Regions from separate parts of the Homo sapiens genome. Here region 1 is linked to region 2. A link is a loop called in an ENCODE intact Hi-C map of the cell type or tissue named here. Cell type or tissue: Caco-2. All regions are shown on one strand. Each heading gives the region's core, and the rest is flanking DNA. Links, peaks and the distances in the headings are about the cores only. Region 1 holds the start of LOC124908054 (a long non-coding RNA gene). Region 2 overlaps VSNL1 (visinin like 1).

Region 1 (11,784 bases), core at 2,214-10,213, 52 kb after region 2:
TCTCTCTGAGCACCTTGCCTAGTATCTGCCACATATGGTGCACATAGTGGATGATGATTGACTGATCACTCAATATATTGTTTTCTATAAAAGAATGAAAGAAGATCATTTCCTCTTCTGGTCATTTCCTTTAAAGAATATATGTACTCTTTAAATGTTCCTTAGTTTTCGTATTATTGGCTCATACACAGAACACAGCCTTGCTGAAACTAAAATAATAACAACAATAATAATAGCATCTTTCATCGGCTGAATACCTATTATGAGCCCAACACTGTGTGCACATCATGTGTGTGCTTTACACACATCATCCTAATCCTCACAGCTTTGCTACCAGGGTCATCCAAAGAAGGGAAGCCCAATGCCCCTAGGCACACTACTGTTCAATAGTGGAAGAACTGGAACCCAATACCGGGCATTCTGACTCTGTTCCAATGTCCTCCCCATTAAATCCCAAAGGTCCCAGCCCAGCAGCCAATTCTCCTCTATCCTGTCCCATTTTTTGTATGAAGAAACTAAGGCTGGGTGTGTTGGCTTGCACCTGTAATCCCAGCACTTTTGGGAGGCCAAGGCGGGAAGATCACTTGAGGTCAGGAGTTTGAGACCAGCCTGGTAAACACGGTGAAACCCGGTCTCTACTAAAAATACAAAAATTAGCTGGGCGCAGTGGCACATGCCTGTAATCCCAGCTACTCAGGAGGCTGAGGGAGGAGAATCGCTTGAACCTGGGAGGCAGAGGAAGTTACAGTGAGCCAAGATCGTGCCATTGCACTCTGGCCTGGGCAACAGAGCGAGACTCTGTTTCAAAAAAAAAAAAAAAAAGAAAGAAAAGAAAAGAAACTAAAGCTTTGAAAAGATTAAAAATCCTTTGCCCGAGACCAGGTCCCACATGTAGTGAACTGCAGAACTGATATTCAATCCCAGACCCATCCAACCCCAAAGCTCACACTCTCCACCACAGCATAGCATCCTTACTTCTCTACATGATGCATTTCCTTTGTTTGTTTCTTAGTCTGCAACCAGATCTTATCCTATAACTGTGGTGGCAGAGATGGGATCATGTGGGGCTCATATAATTTGGGGAGAAGTTAAAGATATTGCAGTAACGCAGGACAGGAATACATTTAGGAGAACATGTTAGAGTTGGTAGGAAGCTTCCTCTCCTCCAGAAAACAGAAGCCCCACCTTCTTAGGCAATGATCCTGAACTTGTTCATTTCTGACAAATGTGTTCCACTTCTTTTTTTTTCTTTTATTTTTATTGACACATAACAATTGTACGTATTTGTGGGATACAGATGATATTTTGATACCTGTAAATAATGTGTAATGATCAAATCAGGGTAATTAGCATATTCATTTCCTCATTTATCCCTGTGTTGGGAACATTCAAAATCCTCTCTTTTAGCTATTTGAAATATACAATAAATTATGGTTAACAATACTCACCCTCCAGTGCCATAGAACACTAGAACTTATTCCTCCTATCTAGCTGTAATTTTGTATCAAATGTGTTCAACTTCTGCAGATAGAACATGCCTGGCTCTGGCTGCCATTGCTGTCACCAGCTGTGCTATAATAGCTCTCTCCCCACGATTCCAGACCTGGTGGCCAATGGCATTCCAGTAGGGTTCTAATTGAGATGCAGCCAGGCTCAGTGTTCTCATCATTGTCACCATGACGCTGTGAAATGAGTTGGGTGCAGGGTGAAATGAGAATCGATCTTGGATAGACCACTTTATTCTGGAGGAGGTAGGGAGATCAAATAAGTTTTAGAACCAGTTGTGAAATCTGCTGTTCTACCCACTTCAGTTGGAGCGAGTGAAGACAGTACGAAGGGAGTGGTCTCATTCTAGCTTTCCCCACAGCAACCAAGCTACTACCAAGCACCTTCAAAGATCCTCACCACTTGCCTAGTTTCAAATTCAGTGCCATTTAAAATTAATAAAAACAATCTTTCCAGTCTAGCAGACTGGCTCTAAATGGAAACTCACCACAATTTCCAAAGTGTAATTTGTTATTGACATCCTAGTTTCATAACAAAGAGTAATAGGTTGGTGGTTCAATATTTACCAGGAAGAGAAGTACTAGAATAATCCCCTACCCAAAATCAAAATGCCATTGACCCGATTTATAGTGCAAATGGTGTATTAGACAGAAATAAAAAGAGACTTCATTTGATTTTAAAGTCTGAGTAATCAGTAAGTACCCTTCAGGGTCTGTGACATTTCCAATGGAGATAGAAATAGGGATAGAGAGACCAGAGATAGATACTTAAACTTACTTATAGGTACAGAGATGGAAATAGAGAAACAGATATGATCTAGATGTAGTTGTATAGACATAGACTTATGCATAGACATAGGGATAGAGATAGAAATATGAGAAAGGGAGAAAGAGAAGAGAGAGATTCACCCTTCGAAGTTTGATCCTGTAATTAGGACATTAGATACAAAGGGAATGGTAGGTGCTTTGGTCAATGACAAATCCAAAGTCATGAAAGTAACATCCCTTCTTTTTTAAAAATTTTACTTCCAGAATCAGAAAAACTAAATAAAATATTATAGCTAAATGAAATGTTGAAGCTTATCTGATTTATCCGTCATTTTATATCCAGGGAAACGAAAGTCCCAAGAGACAAGATGACGTGACCTTAGTCACACCCAGATACTCTGTCACTCAACCAGCATCTTTTCCTCTGCAGTAAATTGCTTCCTTTACCCATCCGAATATAGTAGCACTTATAAAGCACCTACAGCATACCAGAGCCTTATTCGAGAGCAGTAAGGATACAATGAAGAACAAAATATAATTTCATCCTTAACATAGAGATGATTCTGGCTTTTCCCATGGTGAGCATTCCTTTTTTTTTTTTTTTTTGAGACAGAGTCTAGCTCTGTTGCCCAGGCTGGAGTGCAGTGGCGCTATCTTGGCTCACTGCAAGCTCCGCCTCCCAGCTTCACACCATCCTCCTGCCTCAGCCTCCAGAGTAGCTGGGACTACAGGTACCCGCCACCATGCCCAGCTAATTTTTTGTATATTTAGTAGAGACAGGGTTTCACCGTGTTAGCCAGGATGGTCTCGATCTCTTGACCTTGTGATCTGCCCGCCTCAGCCTCCCAAAGTGCTGGGATTACAGGCATGAGCCACTGCGCCCAGCCGGTGAGCATTCTAATGTGAAGGAGATCTGGAAGGTAAGGAGGTTGGATTTCTACTGCCTCATTCTCATTTTTTATAAAAAAGCAGAACTTCTCTGGGAGTTCATGACCTTTCTGGGGCAGTCTGTGTAAACAGAGAGATCTGGCCTAAGACATAAGTGAAAATTGCTTATCTTGTCCCGGGAGGCGAAAGCCCCTTCTCTAGAAATTTAGTTCAAGAGTAATTTTATTCTCAAATAGATGTAATTATACGAGAATCACAGGCTAATAATGGCTACCTTTTGTAATAAAGACTGTAATGTTGAAGAAGCAGTGATGATAGAAAATGGAAGTTGTCACCCAGAGGACAAGGGATGGGGCAGCTCTGAGAAGCAACCTTAGGATCTGTGAGAACCCTTTGAGGGTGGGGGTGGGCGAGGGTGTCCTTAACCTCCTTCTGGAGAGCCTACATGTGGAAGGAGCTCATGTGTCAGGCTGCACCTACCTTTGGCTTATCACATCTGCTTGAGGGCAGAGACCAGACCTTCTATCTTCTTATGCGTGGTTGCCTCTCCTCACTCTCCCTCCTGCCCTCACAAAGCTCAGCATGGAGCCCAGCACCAGTTGGGCTTCTGTGAGTATCTGTTGAATGAAAACTTTGGCAGAAAACAGTTTTTGGACTCACCATTTCTAATTAAGGGAAAATGTCTCTCGTCTTCCCATCCATGTGACTAAAGTGCAAGTGCTGCTCTGGGCTGATTCATCTCCTCATGAGTCATCTGCTTAAGTAGTAATGCGAATGGGCTTGCAGGCCAAGTGGTGAGCCTTCTGCAGCACAGCCGGCTTCAGGCAGCTTCCAGAGCACATTTCAACCCTTCTACTGGTCAGTGGGTAGATTTGCCCTGTCTCTCAAGGCCTCGAAACGATCTGTTTGCTGAGTCACTTGTTCATTTAGCAGACATTTACTGAGCACCTACTGTGTGCCTGGCCCTGTACCAGGCACCAGAGATTACAGCAATGGCAAAACCAGGTCATTCTCGGCCCCGTTTAGCTTACAGTCTACTAGGGAAAAAGGGCACGAATCCACAATCCTGTGAACATTTCTTCACAATTGTAACAAATGTTCCCTACAGTGACATGCATGTGTGTAACAGGGGTCTGACCCAGACCAAATCAAGGTTTAAAGAAGGAACAGGGGTTCACTGGGCCAAGGTCAGCAAAGGAACTTTCAGACCACAGCAGCAGCACGGCAATGGTCCCATGACTGTGGCAGGGGAGGGAGAGCCAGCAAGGCCCCAGGGAGTGAAAGCGGCCCCGGGACAAGGGAGCCGGGGGACCAGAAGCTGGACACAGAGGTGGGGACCAGACACAGAAAGGTCTCTGAGGCCTGGAAACAGTCTCGTTCCTTCTTCTGAGAACAATTAGATGCTATTGTCGGGTGTGGGAAGGAAACTTGACCAAACATGGGTGTGCAAATTTCCCCTGGAGCTGTGGTGACGATGGATGGAAGGGCCTCAGTGTAGGGAAAGTTAGGAAGCAATGAATGTACCACTACAATGGGGTCCTATTCCTGGGGGAGGCCTCATGGATGTGAAGAGCTGAAAGCCAAAACCAAATATCAAATGACCTCTCAAAGGCATATGGTCAGCATCTAAGGGCACATGAGACCCCAACACTAACCTTCTGCCCATCGGCAGGAGGTCTGCTGGAAAGGCCCGACCACCCCACGTGAAGGCCTCAGCCCCCAGGACAAGGAGTTAGAGGTGAGCTCATCTGAACAGCTCCTGTCCTTGGTGGTTCCCACAGAAGGTAGACAAGCCCAGTAGGCCTAAAGCAAAGAGCAGCCTGACAGTGCACGAGGGGCCCCTTAGGGAGCCTCTGAGATACAGTGTAGCCAAGGAAGGTCAAGACCCCGGAAGAGACAGGCCGAGGGTCTGTCTGCAGGGCTGGTGTGGGAGGAGAAGGAGACTGCAGTTGGTGCTGGGAAGAGCCAAGGCTTTGACTCAGATGGCACTGAGTTTGATCCTCCTGCACCCCTTAGTGATGTGACCTCATGCCAGTTACTTACCCCAGAAAAATGACCCTCCTGCAAGTCCTACCCTTGCTGAAAGAATCAGCTGGGGTGGCCTGTGAGAAGGACCTGCTTAGAGCCTTGTTCCACGAGACACACTCATGAAACAATAACTACTGTCTCAGTAGCAGGGCCTGAAGAGGTAGGTACAAGACCAGGTCATCCAGAACAGGCTAGAAGCCACTAGCTAATTCCAGCAGGGTAAGGGGAGATAACCTTGGAGGTTGAGCAACTGTATTTCAGGGTGATTGTATTTGTATATTCATAGGCCAGGCAAAATAGGCCTTTGAAATTTGAGAACAAAAGAAACAAAACTGACCCAAGTGAGGGTGTTTTAAAAGCAACTATGTCTTCTGCGGGATTGGATGGCAGACCTCTCCAAGACTGTGAGCAGCGGAGCAGTCCAAGAATACTCTTCTGGTTTTTTGAAGCCCTATTTCCTATCAAGAGCTCTATTTCCAGCAGACTAATGGGCAGAAATCTATTCTGAGGTCTGAGGGCTGCCCAGTGTTAGCCAGGAGCTGGGCCTTGGGCAGAGCCCTGGAGAGAGGCATCCTCCGAAGTAGCCTTGCTGCCACCCCTCCTGACACAGCACATCAGCTGTTGCATGGGCAGGGGTGAGTCCTGGCCAAGGCCTTGCTTGTGCCCACCCCACCCCCACCCAAAGGTTGGGCTGGAGAACTTCTTGGGGAGCTGCCTCCTCCATCACATTGAGGCAGTGAACCAGGGATCTTTGGAGGGGAGAGATTCATGTGGGAAATGCTGCAATATTTTCTCTGGAAGGATAAGCTATCCAGGCAGCAATGGTGCTGGGGAGGGCTGGGATAGGGGTGCAGAGGAAATGTGTCACTGGAGAGAGGCACAGTGTTTGTAGATCATCACTCAGCCTTTCTGTGCCCACGCTGGGTGGGGCCCTGGAGGCCCAGAGGCTAATGTGTCTGGTTCTCATGCACCACCTCTTAGAGGAAACAAACATTTTGATATTCACAACTAGATAGATTACTGAAAAGAAAGAAATGCAGAGTGGGGCCCACTGTCTGTAGAAAAAGCTCCTGCCCTGGCCAGGAGGAAGCTGGTTAAACCATGCAAAGACTCCTGTTGTCTGCCTGGGGAAAGAAAAGACCTCAAGTGTTTCCTGGGGTTTTCTTCTGCAGGTTGTTCGGTTCAGGGACAGGGTATGGAGTACAACCGGGAGCAGTCAAGGTCTGTGTAATCCCAAGAAGTCTCAGACTCTGAAACTCTAGGCTATGATGAAGAACAATGAATTGTCAGCAGCCTGTATATTAGGATGGGGGGAAAGGACCACATGCGAATATTTTAAAGCTTCAAACTGACAATATCATGTCCATTACTTTTGTTTGCAGCTCCATACACTTGTAATTTATCACAGTAAAATTTTATACTTCTTTATATGGTGGTTTGATTAATGCCTATTTTCCCCCACTCCTTAATGCTCTATGTCTTTCTTCTATTTTATTGCCAGCACCTAACACTGTCCTTGACACATAGCAGCTGCTCTCAATGTTGAGTTAAAGAATGAGTCAGAAAATAACTCAGTTAGAATCTCAGTAATTTCCTTGCAGTACATATGTGCTGCCAGAAGGTGGCGAAAATACTCAGAGCAGAGAATTTCAAGCTTCAGAGGCAATGGATGCTAAGAATTACATAATGCAACACATTTGGTTGCTTCATCAAATGTGGAGTTAAGTTTATTTCCTCGGCTAACACTTGATTAAGATAAATCTCAAGGTGTGGCAGAAACGGTCAGACAGATTTGCATTCAAATCCAGCCTCTGCTGCAGACAGCCAGGAATCTTAGGCAAATGCCTTTGACCTTTCTAGGCTTCCACTTCCTCATCCACAAAATGGAAAGTACAATGTCAGATTTTGTTATGAAAATTAAGTGAGAGAACACTAATACACATACACACACACATATACATATACATATGAGTGTGTATATACATTTTTAATTTTTCAACCTCAAAGTTCTTTGTATCTGTCATATTATTTATAGATTATTACTGCCATCGAATATTACTTCCATGTCAAAATTTAATACAAGAATTGAAACAAAATACATTGAGTTAAAAAGAAATTGAACAAGAGTACGCAAAAAAAGAAAAATACTGTGCTTTTCAGGCCCTGTTGTCCTCCAGGAGAAGTAAATCTGAGTTCAAGACCCTGAATTCTTCCTAAGAAATTGAAGGGAATGCAGCTTCATTTCTCTGTGATGATCCATCTAGAGTTGAATTATTTTGTCAAAATAAGGAGCATGTCCCTAGTTAGAAAAACTCAAAGCACTCAGAACATGATAGGATAAATTTCCTAAAGGAAACAACCCCTCCAGAAATTTGAAGGCTCTTGAGCACACACTCAGTTCTAAAGTAAACATGTTGGTTGTAAAAGTCAGTATATAGACCTTCTGCAAGACACATGTAACTTTTATAGCTCAAAATTTACAATTGATTTTTCTCTCAAGGTTTTTTAGACCTAAATTAATTTTTAATATACTGACCCAAGGTGCCCAGTTATTTTTAGATAAAACTGTCAACTATCCCTTAACCTAAAAGTAGGCTGTGAGACATAAGATAGTTAAAGCATTACAGTGCCAGAAACCTACACGAATGGAGGTTTCGTGCCCACTGGTCTCATGCCAACTGCACATAGAAATGCTGGCGGGTAAACAGCACTAAGGGGACTTGGGAACCTGTCCAGGGGCTCGCTCTGCTCCACTCCAAGTCAGTTCACAGGTGCCAGCCCCACCCAGGCCCCTAATCACAAGGCAGATGAACACATCAGCCAAAGTACCCTCTAGAAAGGGACCAGGACCACTCATGCATAAGGCACAGGAGGAGCAAACTTGCCTATTTAGAAGTTTTCAGATTCAACATTGTTTAGTTCAAAACTCAGCGCCTGGCAGCCTGTCCTCAGGTACCAAGCACCTAAGTAGCATTGGGGGGTGAGGGGCTGGGGTCATGCTGAGCTGTTCAAAGAAGAAGGAAAGTCCTTCCCTCTACAACTCCCTCCTTGAAACTAACAGCTCATTTACTGAGCTTTAGTAATACTTTGCCCTCTCCTCTGTTCTAGTTCTTATCAAGTAACATGACCAAGTCAATTTTGAGTAAAGTCCCCCCATTAACTGTGCAGTCTCGGAACACAGAGACCTCGAGGTATTGCTCTCTGAGTCCATAGCACCCAAGACGAGGCCCGACATGAATAAGAACGCAGTGAATTCTGACGAATAATGAAAAATGAAGGATAAGAGAAGTGAAAGATATGTTTAGGGAATGAGGGAACATAAGAGAACATTGTCCTTTGTAACCAGGAAAAGATATGTTTGATGAAAAAAAGAAATGGGTCTCAAATGTTTATTTCGTGAGATAATAAAATGATTGTTGTCATTTTAAGCCACTAGCTTTTGGGGTGATTTGTTATATAGGAATAGTCTCTGGAACAGATCATTGTGCCTAGCAATGGGTACTACCAAAATATAAGTAATGGGTACTTTCCTTCTCCTGGAATGCTTGGCTGTTCCCTGGGCCCCATGTATAGAATCCTTCTGTGTTAAAGCATATCTTATGTCTGGAGGGAAATTTTCTACCTTCCAATGTGCTTCTAGGTGCAGGAGGAGTGGGCAGCAGAGCTCTGCAGGACCCAGGTCAGGATGCACAGTGAGAAAGACGGACCGAGGGCTCCTCGAGGTAGATAGCCCAGAGTGGGCAAAGAGGCCATCTGTATGAAGGCTGCTCACCTGGTCCACTTAGCAGGTGCAAAACTTACGAAGGAAAAGGGATATCAATGAGCAACCTCAGTAATCTTCTATAGACCTTGTAGTGCTTGCCTATAGAGCCCAGAACCCAGATTTATTCATCCAGAAATACATACGTAACTTCTCTGCTTTAAAATAGCACATGGTTTGTTTTTGGTTGTATTTGGGGCTTTGCAGTTCTTCCTTGTTAATTATCAGAACTACCTGCTGTTTGTGACTGGCCTAGGCTTATGTCCAAGGGGACTGAGGCCACCACCTACTGATTCCCCATGGCCTTCCCTCCTTGTGGTCTATGCTTCCCTTTCCTCCTTGTGTCCATTCTCTGCCTCCCACACACCCCTGGTGACAGTTGGCTCTGTGAAGAAACCTCTTTATGTCTCTCAAAAATAAGCCCAGTCATGTTCTATTTTTAATGAGTTTTAAATGTCTGTTCTGCAAAAGAAAAGTCCCTGCAAAAAGAAGTTAGAAACTGGAACCTCACCCAGGGAGGGGATAAGTGTGGGCCCAGGACGAGGGCTGGTGGCAGGAGAAACCAGGTCTGGGCACCCTCCCTCTGGCCCTACTGGGCAGCGATGAAGCCAGATTCTCATATCTAGAGGAACATTGAAGTTCGTGTAGCACCACCTGTGTGGGGAGAGAAACTGCTGTCTGCCTCAGTCCTGTTCCTGGGGGGAGTGAGCTGAGATGCTGCAACACTAGCATCAGGTGGTGCTTGTTGACCGATTCCAAGCCCCATCAACTGAAAGCCACATGTCACCAGCCTCACCCACAGGAAACAATGAGATGCCTGTACCTGAGCACCTGCTGTGAGAAAGCCTCCCCTAATGCCTGCCCTTGCCCTTGACAGTCAGGCCAAACTGCTCTCCAATGGGTGAGGCTCCGACAACGCCCAGGAGCACCTGTGATGCCGTCATTAGGAACCTACCTCGTCGCCCCGATTCCATCCCCTCCCGACACCTGACTGCGCGTGTTCTCCTTTGCAGTTCTTTCCTTATGGAGACGCCTCCAAGTTTGCCCAGCATGCCTTCCGAACCTTCGACAAGAATGGGGACGGCACCATTGACTTCCGAGAGTTCATCTGCGCTCTGTCCATCACCTCCAGGGGCAGCTTTGAGCAGAAGCTGAACTGGGCCTTCAATATGTATGACCTGGATGGTGATGGCAAGATCACCCGAGTGGAGATGCTGGAGATCATCGAGGTGAGGCCCGGGGTGTGGTTGGCGGGTGGTGGGCACAGAAGGAGACCCCACGGCAGCCTCCTAGGTGCAGGCCTTAGTGGCTTCTTCTCTCTCTGCTCGAGCCCTGCCAGCTGCACACCACGCCTGGACTTCTCCTGCTTCTGTCCCCGCTGCAGCACAGTGCTGGGGAGGTCCCAGAACCAAGCCATGGGGCCCGTACTGTCGTGACGGTGGCATTGTCATCTGCCATTCACTCACTACTGGATCTCCCACGAACCTGTCTTACTGTGCACACAGGATGTCATGGGCTGTTTCTCTGGCACTTGGTGTATCTCTGCTCTGCCTCACTCCAGCTGCGCCTAGTGGGGACCCGAGGCTGTCAGGGGCTCCCGGGACATCCTTCCAGGTTCTGGTCATTCCACAGCAAGCAGGCTTTGCCCATTGTGTTTGTGAGTAACCCAGGATTCCTCTGCCACGCCACCCACTGCGTACTGCATTCCCAATGTGAAGGTCTTCTTGGTTTTCTTCTAATGCCCGGTTCCACTTCAGGGCCTTCCACTTCCTCTCTCTCTGCCCAGCATGCCCTCCCCTGGCCTCTGGGGGCTCCTCCCTCACTTTGCTCCCATCTCTGGTCTTATCCCATCTCCCAGAGAGGTCTTCCTTCCTGCATACCTTCCCAAATATGCCCACTCCACCCTCACACCAAAGCAATCTAACCCTTACCAAGAGGGGTTTTGTCCCAACATCTGTCCCTGCCCCAGATTAACTTGTTGAGTGGAATATATGGCAGAATGCAAGCTCTCTGAGGAGGCTCTGCCCTCACGGCTGCATGCCCAGAACCCAGACCCAGCCTGGAGCCTGGCAGGCATGCAATAGCAGATGCATGGTTCGGTAGCTTTCCTTTGATTGACTGTCTTAGCATGGGTTCCCACCCCTGCACCAGCCACTCTGACCAAGGAGAGAAAGGTATCACTTGCTGAAGGTAGAGCCAGGTGCTCCATCCTGGAGCTGGGGGGATGCCCCATCCAGACACCAAGAGCTGAGATCAGGCAGGGTGGATCCCCACAAGAAAATGGGATGATTGCAAGAAACAGAAGCCAAAGCCCCAAGTTCCCCTCAGGACTCTCACTCTCCTCCCAGCCTCAGAGAGAAGTCACCCATCAACTCCCTGCCTGGGAAGCTGGCCTCGTTCACTTGCACACCCTCTCATTCCACATCTTCAGTCTCTTCTTCTCCGTTGGCTTCTCCCCTTCTATCTTCAATGCCCACTCCCTTTCAAATATACCCAGCAAACTAACATCTTAGTTCTTTACTTGTGTTCCCTTCATTCAATTGAATATATATTTTTTCCAGCAGGTTATCAGAAAAGATACAGCACAATAATTCTGAACATGTGGCTTGATTTTCTCATCTTTCTCACTCTTTAATCTTTTGTCCATCTTCCACACTTAACTTGGCTCCCTCCAAGGTCTCTCTATAAGCTCCCTACAGAGTAGGTTTTTCCAAGTTTTTTCTCCTCTTTGACTTCTTGTCATTTCCCCTCATTGGCCACCAAAACCCTTCCTCTCCAAAACTTTTCTCTCTAATCCTTGTCAATGCCCTTCAGCCAAAGTCCCCAAGGACATAC
Region 2 (11,784 bases), core at 1,927-9,926:
GGGTCAATAGTTTATATGGGTCAATGTTGTTGCACAAAAGCCTTTTGTAAATTAGTGTACAAAAGTGCCATCTTCTCTGGACATCATTTGCCATTAAGTGAAACTGTGCTTTCCTCCACAAGGGCTCTATCATTTGAAGTTCTCTTGTCCATCAAAGCCCTTCCACCAGTCCTGTTTTGTGCCTAGCACTGAACTTCTCTGTATGACAACACAAGCAGTGAGAAATTCTTTTGGTTTGGGGATGGGCTGGCTTTAATATTATAGCTTGAAATCCCAGCTTAAAAGTAATACACTCCGGTTTCTGTCCCCTCCCTTCTTCGGTAATAAACACTTAAATGCTGATGGGTTCTCAGGTCAAGAATCCACAGAGCCTGCATGTGTTGAGACAAGCCAATAGGAGGTCTGACTCATATTTTCATATTTACAAAACCTATGTGGGAAATCAGTGAATGGTAGAGTTGGAAAGGCCTTAAAGATCATCTGGTCCAACTCCTCATTTTTTAAATGGGGAAATGGAGTAACTAGGAAGGAAAGGATCTTGGCCAAGATCACAGAGTAAGTTAGAGACAGAGCCAGCCTGCTTCCCCCTCATATGGTGTAGCGGAATCTCTTTATTGGGAATGTGATAAAATGTACTGTTTGTACTCTTTCTGTTATGCTGGTCCCATAATGAAAGATACTGCTTGGCCCATATCACTGCAGCCCAGAGCAAAAGGACTATAGGTGGAGAGTATTAATCTAACTACACTTTCATTCATTTATCACACATTACTAAACACCACCTTTATGTCAGTTACTGAAGATACTGAGATAAAAGACATGGGTCCCACCTGCAAGGTATTCAATTTTAATGATGAAGACAATCTCCAGGAGGGCTGAATATTTTCCATGCAGTTAAATGAAATATTTCTCCCATCTGCCAACTGCATTTTATATTTATACTTGTGAATGCATTGACTCTCCTTATATATAGATTATGAGACATTTTCTCAGAAAAAAAATACCAAATATCTCAGACCCCTTATTTATTCATGTCCTCAAGAAATATTATTTGAGCACCTAATAGGAGTTACCAAGAGGCAAAAATAAATAAATAATAGTCCTCTCTCTCAAGAAACCATAATAACAATCCAGTAGAGAAATACATAATGATCATGGAAGCTTTTACAAGGAAAGGGAGATACCTAAGAGAATGGGTGCCTAAGTTTGCCATGGAGAGTCCACGAAGGTTTCATGGAGGAGGTGGTGTGTAAATTGAGACTATTTAAAGAAGGGGAAGAAGTCTGTTGAGCAGAAAATGGGGGGAAGTCATTCTAGGAGAAGAGAACAGCATATGCAGAGCCATGGAAGTGTGGAAGCATGCAATCCTGGAATCTATAATAGTTTATAATCACTGACACATGAGAAAAGACAGATTGGCAGAAAACGAGGATATAAGTAGGCAGGACCTGAGCCACGCTAAGGAGATGAGGTTGCATCATGGAGACTAAGGAGAAGTACAGAGGCTTTTAGAGAGTAGATCAATGAGGTTTGTATTCTGGAAATTCACTCAGGCAGCTGTGCAGAAGGAGAGTGGTTGGAGTCAGGTAGCCCAGTGGGGAGGCCAATCTTTAATCAAGGCAAGATCTGATGAGGCCTATGAGGGCAGTGGCAATGCCATTCTGAGCCAGGCCAGAACCTGACTTTCTGTGTGATTCAACCATTGCCCAACACACCTGAGTGATGGTGCAGACCCATACAAGAAGCATGAAGTTATGCACTTGAGTCTCCAAACTGTGATTCACAGTCCTGACAATATTTCCTGTGTGTGTAAGAGACCACCCTCTCCAAAGTCAACTGGAACAGTTTAAGACATCACAAGTGACCCATGGAGAAGCCAAGCTTCCTTGCCTAACAAAGAAGCTGATACGTTGTTGAACTTCTAAAGGCACTTGGGGGAGGTGGTTTTTAATACAAAGTCACTTCTGAGCTTGTGGTTTGGTAAATTTAAGTCTTTTCCAAACAAGGCAGCCAGGCTGGCAAAGTGATCCTTTTTCATCCCCTCTAGGCACTGATTCAGTTCTCTGAAGCCTCCCTGCTTTCGCTCTTCCTGTTCCTTCTCCTGAAATGTCTTTCATCCACCAGTCTATGATTGGACATTGGAGTCCTATAGATCCAGGTTCAAATTCTAGCTCCGCCATGCATTAATTGTATGCTCTTATACAAGTTACCATAAGCGTTCTGAGCCCCAGGGAGCTCCCCTAATCCTGATTGCTCGGTGATTGCTGAGCAGGAGATGAAATTTGTGAGGTGTTCCATTAAGTGCCTTCTCCATCGCCAGCACTCAATATTAAATAGCTATTTTTCTTAGGTGAGATTCTAGTTTAAGAATGAAGGTTTGTAATTCTCTACCAAAAAACCAAAGTAAAGTACTGAAAGGTTTCACAATAATACATCTTTTGATTTTCAGGATAACCATGAATTAGAGTTTTCTTACTCACATTAATTAAACCTGACACCTGAGTACCCACTTGATTTCCACACCCAGCTGTGGAATTCCACAGTAACTTATAATTAATAGACAGTTGCTTATAAGAGATTTGGAACTTGAATTCAGAGCAAAAATAAGTAGAGAAGCCCCATGACAAAGGGAAGAGTTGCTGATACTGGGCCCTTTTCTCATGCTGACGAGTTTGGAGGGTAAATGGCCATCTTAATGGTATCATCTGACTGCATTTTGTGCTGCCGAGATTGTGCTGAGTGGAAATTTCCCTGGAAGTAGCAAGAGTGGCTTAGTTTCATTACAGTGAAAGAATTGGCCAATGTTGGGGCAGGTTACTGACAATGGGTGTGGAATCTGTTTTAGGAGAAGTTAAAAAATCATGACAATAAAGTATGTGATGAGATTACCCCTTCCAGGCTATTGCAAGTGTAGACATGCCTGCAGCTTGAAAGAGAGTTTGTCTCAAGCACAGTGAAGGACTAGGTTCACTTGGTTAATTCTTCAACCCTAACTCAGTATCTTTTAACTGAATTTGAAAGATCATCTGGCACTTTCCAGATTCTGGAAATTTTCCAATTTTCAAGTTTAACTTGACTTTTTAAATCAATCTGGGGTTAATTTATGTGTTAATTCTTTTATTATTATTATTAGCAATAGTCTTATTATTATTTATTATAAAGCAACTTTAAAGGGAAAATTTTAAAATTATCTTTAATTTTCCTGCAGTTATTTTAATTTTGGAATTTTTTTTGGCCTTTGTTTACCTACTTACTTGTTAATCAGCCATCACAATGAATCTGAAAGAGCTTCATTATTATGTCTGCTTTATTAATGAATAAGTTGAAGATAATGCAGTTAATTAACGTTGCCCTAAGTAACACATGTAGTAATTGGCCAAATCAGGAAGAAAAATCAGGAATTATCTCAAGCCTGCTCTGTCTCCCTACTCCCTGCTGTGATGTTGGCCACACAACCTGGTGCTTAATGGATATAGGTAACATTATCTTATGCACTATTACTTTAACTCAAAATCAGAAATAATAGCAGTCTGGAATAATATCAACAAAAACTCCCCAACCAATCCCTAGAAGAAAACCATTAAGATTTTGTCAACTCTGAAGACAATGTTGTACGAACTTTCTAATTATGAGAGGAGAAATAGAGAATTAGTGTGACTAATAGAAATAGCTGTTTTTATTGGGGAAAAAAGCTCCAACTTGAACCAGACCAACTGAGACTCCTTAATATTGCTGATTGGATATTCCAAGCCACTTACTGATCATTTAGTTATAAAGTCTTCTCATTGTTCTTGTCAGTAATCCCACTGAGTATCCCATTAAACTAAATGTAGAGTTAAACACCTGGGAGGCAAGTGTTAATAAAGTGTAATTTGTAGAAGGAAAAGAAAAACAACTTCTATATGCTTACTATGAATAGCATAAAAAGGGATGGTTGCCTTCCATTTGGGAGTCAACACCATATGAAAGATGACACAATGAGGTAAAGAGTGAATGCTACAGCCCTTGGAACTGTCAGAAGAGTCTATTTCACTCATATATTTTTCTAGAATACCAAGTAGAAGGAGGCAGACTTGGGAAGATATGCATCAGCCACACTGGAGGGAGTTCCGACCATGGGACTGCTCAGAACTCTAGCTTGGCTCCTAACCAAGTTTGAAATGATCACAGCCACAGCGCTAATTGAATTAATTTGCTTTTCTTCAGGCAGGATGGGGAAGCAGAATAGCAAACTGGCCCCTGAAGTGATGGAGGACCTGGTGAAGAGCACAGAGTTTAATGAGCATGAACTCAAGCAGTGGTACAAAGGATTTCTCAAGGACTGTCCAAGTGGGAGGCTAAATCTCGAGGAATTTCAGCAGCTCTATGTGAAGGTAAGTTGTTTTTCAACCTTGTTTTTATTCCTTAGGCCAGAAACTATGGCCTTCATGAAATTGTACCCTCACATGGAATTATAACTCTAAGTAGCTAGTTTGTTTCAACTCTGGCTGTTTTCCATCCAGAAAGAAAAATTAACATTTAAAAATGCAAATGTATATATGTTGTTCCCAAAATAAGCAATTTCTGAACAAAAAGAGTAATTGTTAAATCAAAGCACTGAATAGAGCTCAAGGAATGACAGCATCTGGTGAAAGAACCATAAAAAGCTCAGAGAAGAGTGTTTGCTGATAATTATTGACAGTTTGCTAATTACAGCATTATTTGGCCTGTTAAAGGTATATGTACTTCTCCCAGTTAAAGAAAAAGTACACAAGAGGGCTTTTTCTCTCTCTCTCTCTTTTTTTTTTTTTTTTTTTTTTTTTTTTTTTTTTTTTTTACCAGAAAAGATACTCCTGTATCCAGATAAGAACCCAGATTCCCACAACAGAACATTTAGAAAAGGGGTGGGGGAGTGTAGCGTATCTCTGGTCAGCAATGTCTACAACATAGACAATAACTCAACACTGTACACTACTCAGAAGCTAAACTTTCCCTGAACATTACACAGAACAGTCCCATAAAAGGTACAATTTCTACTGCAGTGGTATTGTTTTGGCTTGTCTGAGTCTACAAGTTGTATTGGTTCTAGATTGGGCTGATCTAAGACATTCCACTTCGTGTATACTTATGTAATGTTACACAAGTGAAAGAAATACATTTTTAAAACTTTTTCTGATTAAAATACCAAATAGAAAAATATTGCTTTATATCATTTAATTAGCAAATGTTGATTTGAGCAATATTGAATCACCCAGATGTATATATGTGTATGTGAAATGATTGAATAAAATATTAAGCATTATCATTATGTGCTGAAGCTGAACATTTTCTATAACCTATGATCCAGCAATTCCATTCTTGTACTGTACAAGAAGGGGCATGTGTAAGAATACTCATAGCTGCACTATTCACAATGGTAAAACTGGGAAACAACCCAAGTGCCCATCAAAGGGAAAGTGGAAAATAAACAGTGGTATATTTGAACAATATAACATTATATAGCAGTCAAAATACTTGAACTGTAACAACACTAAGATATTAAAAAAGCAAGTCTCAAAAGATTCTAAAGGAAATAGAAATTTTTAAAAATGTGTTTTATAGGATTACCAATAAATGCAATAAAATCATATAAAAAGAAAAGCAGGGAAGTGATGAACCCAAGATTCAAACGAAAAGTTACTTCAAGTGGGGAAGACCAAGGGATGAAATTGGGGGTATGGCCATGTGGTTAGATATATATTGTGTTCAAAGTCATAACTGTTGCAAGTGTTTATTGCATCATTAAAAGCTCACTAATCAACAGAATAAGTAGTGTGCATTTTATACGATCACTGTGACATTTCTAAGAAGATCTGGGTAATCAATTATTAGCATGCCAAGATCTTTTCTATAGAAGTGCTGAGAAAGTGCATCTATTACTCAATTGATGTCTATTGCTTTTGCAGAGAAGTGGGATAGTATGTATTTCCTAGATAACCATACTACTCTCCCTAGTTTTCAATGTCATGTCTTCTATTTTATCACCTAGGGGCTAGTCCATGCCTTGGAACTCTCTCTATTCTCAACCACAAAGAAAGTACAGACAAACAAGGTTTTTCAAAGTCACTTTCATATCACTAAAGGCCATGCAAGCTGTCACCCTATGATTAAGAGAGCACCGTGTGCCACGTTCCTCACTATTTGTTTAAAATGAGAGGGGTATTGCCTTTGAAGAAATAGTTGAAATGCAGGAAATGAGGTATTTTATTTACACACTGGAAGTATGTAGCACTGAAAAAGCACCAGCCTCAAGGTGAGGGGTCATGTAAACATTAAGCATGCCTTGGCGTTTTATGGTACAACTGATATATATGCACCAAAATCATCTCCCACCTCCCCATCTCACTCCTAGAGTGGGTTTTTTATTCCAGGAGGGGAATATATGACTTTCTGAACTTAGGTCTATATTTTTGGCAAACTCTTATTCCAACTCTGCCTGTACTCTTATATCAAATAGAAAGCAGGCAGTCTTTTTCTCCTTCTAGAGTTGTCCAAGGACAGAAAAAAACCGCAGCAGAAATATGCCACGTACACAGAAAAAAGAAAGGCGGATCTGATAAGCTGGAAAGGAGAAGCCTGGAAAAAGATGTGGATTATGTAATAGGCCCAGAAGATGGGCTGATGAGAAAAAGCTTCTTTTAATGTTTCTGGAAAAAAATGCAAATATTCAGCAAGACACGGTCATTATCCTGGTGAATGGGCACATTCAGTGATTCCTTCTATCTTTGGTGCAGAGATTGAGGCATCTTGGGATGCAACTGAGGGAGCAAAGCTGACTGCAGCCTCTGCCCTCCTGTGTGTGCAGTCAACCTGGCACATCCCCTCTTGCTACCAGACCCGTTTCCCTTTCCAGGAGGAAGTCAACTCGGTTGCTAAAAAACAAGTTCTGATGAGTGTTTAAGGAGGAGCAGGATAATGGGAGTGGCTCCGCTGCAAGGCCAGGGGCCACAGTCTCCCAACTTTAAAAGCCCTTGCATTCCAAATGTGAAGGAACTCCTTCAGCAGATATATTTTTAAAAGCATTTAAAACTGAGGTTTAGAGAAATGAGGCAATTTGCCCAGCAACACAAACTGAATGTGGAACAGACTTCAAAGACAGGAATGCTGACTCCCACTGCAGCACATAGCTCTGCCTCTCAGCCAAACTCCCAGGGCAGCTCCTCATTAACACCCTCCAGCCCATCCACCATACAGCTGCTGGAGTGAGATTTGTAAAACACAGATCTGAACATGGTCCCTCCCAGCTAGATGCAGGCTTCACTCTTTAGTCATGAAGACACAGTCACCTCATTTCAATCAATGTTAAGACCCAGCGGCTAGCACAGGGCCTGCCACGGAGCAAGTGTGGGTAAGCATTTCTTGCCTGAATGTAATAAGTGCTGGCTGTACATCTCCTTCTTAGGCAGCCTTGTGATGGAGGCATATAAAAGTGACTATGGGACAGTCCTGCCTGCCCTCCCGAATTTCACAGGCAAGTTGGGAAGATGTGATTCACCACAATGTAATGTGTAATGACAGAAATGTTTGGTGGTAGGGCAAGAGTAGAAAGCAGAGAGGTTGATTTCAAAATGGAATATTAAAACAAGAAGTTAATTAATGCAGTGATGAGAGGAAGACTTTTCTATTAACCTTTTAGAAAACAAAATTGTCCCCTAGCAGATAGCTCTTTCCCTTTTCAAGCTTGCTGCCTGTTATCAGCTGAATAATATTCCCCCAAATTCATATGTTGAAGTCCTAACACCCAGTACCTCAGAATGGGACTGTATTTGCAGACAGATCCTTTACAGAGGTAATAAAGTTAAATGAGGTCATGAGAGTGGGCCCTAATCCAGTGTGACGTGTCTTTAGGAGAGGAAATTTGGACACAGAGACATACATAGGAAAGGCCACGGGAAGGCACAGGGAGAAGATGGCTGTCATCTACCAGCCAGGGAGAGAAGCTACATTTATTGGTAATCCTATAAAGTGCATTCTTTAAAATTTGTATTTACTTTAGAATCTTTTGAGACTTGCTTTTTTAATGTCTTATTGTTGCTACAGTTCAAGTATTTTGACTGCTGTATAACGTTATATTGTTCAAATATACCACTGTTTATTTTCCACTTTCCCTTTGATGGGCACTACTTGGGTTGTCAACACATTCTCTTGGACTTCCAGCTTCCAGAACTGTGAGAAAATAAATATCTTGATTTAAGCCCCCCAGTCTGTGGTGCTTTGTTATGGCAGCCTGAGCAAATGAATATAATTCTTATTCCTTCTCTGTTGTCACATGCGTTCTCTGTGCCCTCTACATCTGATAGAAAGATGCCTTCTGTCCCAGATGTCTGGAACTCCCTGGACACGTAGGGATTTCTGTGTGTCTGGCCACAGAAGTCATAGCAGATGTTTCATCATCCCCACCACAGCACTGCTGCTGATAGGTTGGGAAGAAAGCGTTTGAATTTTGTCACCAAGAACCAAGTACCTGATCACCCCCCAAGGGAATTTCCTATTTTCAACAATCATTTTGATTGCCAATCCATCACAAATTAAGATGGGCAGTTTGCAATTTTAACTGTATTTTCACAGAATTGGCCACGGTTTAATGAGAAAATCAACCCAGGGGAAGAGCAAGCAAGTGTGTAGGGAAGAAGTGTCTCCATCCCAGGGTCCTCTACCTTGGAGAGTTGGTGCCATTGCTATTTTGCTTAGCCACTGTGACATCAAAGCCAAAGAAATCAAGAAACAAACCTAGAGGAATCCTGCAAAGAGCCCTAAGTGGATTTTAATTTATGTTTAGAGTTTGACTTTCAAGATTATTTTCATCAGGAAACATTTGGGTTGGTTTAGGTTCAGTTGAAAAGGCAGTCACAGAGTTGTTTAAAAAAAATGGGATTTGGAATCTGACAGATGTGAGAGTCATTCCTAGCTGTGTTACATTTACCAAATCTCTGCCAGTTTGAATTTGTTTCCCTGTCTATAAGGTGGAAATAATAAGACCCGTTTTATCACCTCACATAGCGGAGTCTTAAAGGAAAGAAGGGAAATGAAAACTATTTATGACATATCAAAAGTTGTGTTTGCTGTCCTGATTGACGATCCTCTCATTTACACTTACACAGCCAGGATGAAAATAAGTTTCATTTCACAGGCCACGTACGATGGCAGCACCAAATGGTGCACAGAGGAGGGTGAGAGACTCTATGAAATTTCAACAGGAAAATGTGCCCTAGTCAAATAGTGATGTCTACCGTGTATTCTTGTGGGTTTGGGGGCAGTGGTCATGGCAGGACATACTATGAGGCAGTGTCATCCCTATTCCCATCCTGGATTCTTAGACACCGAACTCTGTGTCCCCTAAGCACAAACCCTTCCCCAGCTCCCGCTGCCAGATAGGATGAAGATGGCACTTAAGGCCTTCTTTACCATTTCCTACCAATCTCTCAATGTCCTGACCCTCATGCCCCTCCTCCAGAAAGGAGACTTCCTTCCTCAATTCTACTGCTTATTATTTTGCAGATGAGGGGAGAGGTCCTCAGAGGCCACTGAGTACCCAAGGGTTGTTCTATTGGGCTCTGGCCCACCTCTCCTGAGCCTCAGCTTGTGCCATTGCTCCAAATTTTCTTCTTAGAAAAGTCTTAGGCCACTGACAGGTGCACCTGAGACAGGTGAGAGAGCCCTAGAGTCCAATTTGATCATCATTGATTTAACAGTTTGAATTTTAATAAAATATATTTGCATATAACAAGAGTTCCTACCAAGTCATTCCCTGTCCCTCTAGGTGGTCATTTCCTGAGGAGTTTCTGTATTTTGCTCATTAGAAAACATGCTTCCAGCTTTTCTAGCTAAGAGCAGGCTTATCCATTGGTTCATTCATTCACTTGAGACCCATTTTCTCTGTGCTTTCTGTGGGACAGACAGTTTATTGGGCATTGCCTTCAATTGCCCTGAGCAAGCTCAGAGCCTGGAGGAATTGGTGTATCATCTTATTTTTGAGTAATGCTTTTCACTTCACCAAACCATCTTTATTTTTACAACAAAATATACTGGTGGAATTCCCTTCAATGAGAAATTTTCCAGGCCTAAGGCATTGAAAATACAAATTTACTCACCAAAATTTTGTTGATACAACTACCCAGGAATATGTACTAAAACAAAATAAGAATAAATGTTATTATAGGACCAGCACCTAAATATTTGATGGTAAAAATCTTTTAATAGAATAAGAAATATTTTTCTAGTTAATAGATATTATGAAAACATTCTGTAATTCTCTGTGTGGTTTTAGAATTCTACTTCTAAATTGTGCCCCTGGGCTTAAAAACCTACTACGTGGAATAAAAGGCATTCTTCCTAAAGTTGTACACAAACATATAATAATTATAGGATTTTAGGTGCATAACCTCTGTCTTATAGAATATGAAATAAAATATATAATCAAGGTCTGCACTGTTTGCTGTGGGATTTGAACAAGTGCCTTTGTTTTTCTGGTTCTAAGTTCAGCATCTGTGCAAATGAAAACATTGGTCTATGTAGGTGGCTTTCAAACTGTAACGCATCTCAGAATCACTTGGGTTGACTGCTCAGTTGGCAGATTGCTAGGCCCCTTCCTCAGGTTGCTAGTTCACTGGAATTAGAGACCCAATATCTGTATTCTTAGTAAGACCTGCCAGGTGGTTCTAAAGGACAAAATCTATAAGTGACATTTTGAAAAACACTAATCTAGGTCTTAACCTGGAAGTATGTTTAAATAGGCTTCAGGAGTTCTGCCCACACTGAAGTCGCAAGTAAAATTTTATATATAAACTCTCTTGGGGTAGCTTTAATCAGATTCATTGAGGATTCTGTAGTCCCAAGAAAGGATAAGAGTCACTAAAAGTGTTTCTAACCATTGGCAGACGTAACATTCTAGGTTCCATAACAGTGGTTATTGAGTCTTAATTGGCACTAAGACAAATGCAGCAAAATCCCCTTCTAAGTTATACTTTCAAACAAACTTCACTGGCATAAGAATACAAATAAAAGCTTCCAGGCTTTGTTTTGTTAAATTGGTTTTTACTATGTAGATGATGTTTGACTGATTCATTTATGGCCCACCAATCAAGCTTTATTTTGTCTATAGCTCCACGCTAATGCAGAGGGAGTCTCCAGTGGGATAAAACGCAGCCCCTGCTTTGCAGTCCTCCTGAGCACTTCTATGTGCCAGGGGCTGTGTAGGCCCTGGGTCTGCAGAGGAAAACACCACAAATCCCTGCCTAGGTGACTATGGTCTGGTGCCATCCAGAAACCTATAGTGAAGATAGGGTAAAAAAATACATATATGAACAGCTATCACACTGGGTTGATTGTGATCAGGAACAGGAAAGACAAGGAAGGGCCTGGAGGGTCAGAGAGGGCTGGTTAGGAAGGTGACATTCAAGCTAATCCACAAAAGAAGGTGAATTTGAACATGAGGACCCATCAGTCTGTCTAGAAACTAAAAAATCTCATTGACTAAGACAATAAAAATTTGAATTTAAAAATGATTATTGTGTTTTTGAGCCCCTGTTCCTATTGTGTTGGCTGGAGGCCCACTGGGTCAAGTATGTTAGGTTGAAACAAAAATTCAAAAATCAAAAATAATCAAAAACGTCTTGGCAGCCTTGCTGAGATCAACAACCTGAAAACAATCTGTGGAAGAAAAAGCTTGAATACTTCTGGGGCTTCTGCCATAGGTCTCTCCCTTGTTTCTCACTCCCTCTTTTCTCTCTTGTTCTCTCTCTCTTGTCTTCTTTATTCCCTTCCTTT

Evidence for each region. Hi-C counts contacts between places; a loop is a spot of excess contacts. Peaks named below come from ENCODE experiments on the same cell type or tissue, not always from the same donor. Only the 100,000 strongest peaks of a DNase experiment are listed, where the experiment ranks them.
Region 1: it touches region 2 in a loop (2.0-fold over the local background); 3 of 110 quality-filtered maps call a loop at or near these places.

Annotation. Positions count from the first base shown.
Region 1 is chr2:17,639,448-17,651,231 of GRCh38, forward strand. VSNL1 (visinin like 1) reads left to right here. Exons shown (of 4, transcript NM_003385.5): 3 at 9,963-10,178. It overlaps LOC124908054 (a long non-coding RNA gene), which reads right to left and starts at 10,023. Exons shown (of 2, transcript XR_007088658.1): 1 at 3,642-10,023. RefSeq lists an enhancer at 4,750-5,537. In Caco-2, for the core only: a CTCF peak has its summit at 6,809 (motif pointing right); a DNase peak (open chromatin) is centred at 6,811.
Region 2 is chr2:17,587,864-17,599,647 of GRCh38, forward strand. VSNL1 (visinin like 1) reads left to right here. Exons shown (of 4, transcript NM_003385.5): 2 at 4,207-4,373. The coding sequence starts at 4,212. Among named protein-coding and RNA genes, the nearest start is that of VSNL1, 53 kb to the left of the region's middle. RefSeq lists an enhancer at 1,994-2,931. In Caco-2, for the core only: no CTCF peak of the experiment used is centred there; a DNase peak (open chromatin) is centred at 6,218.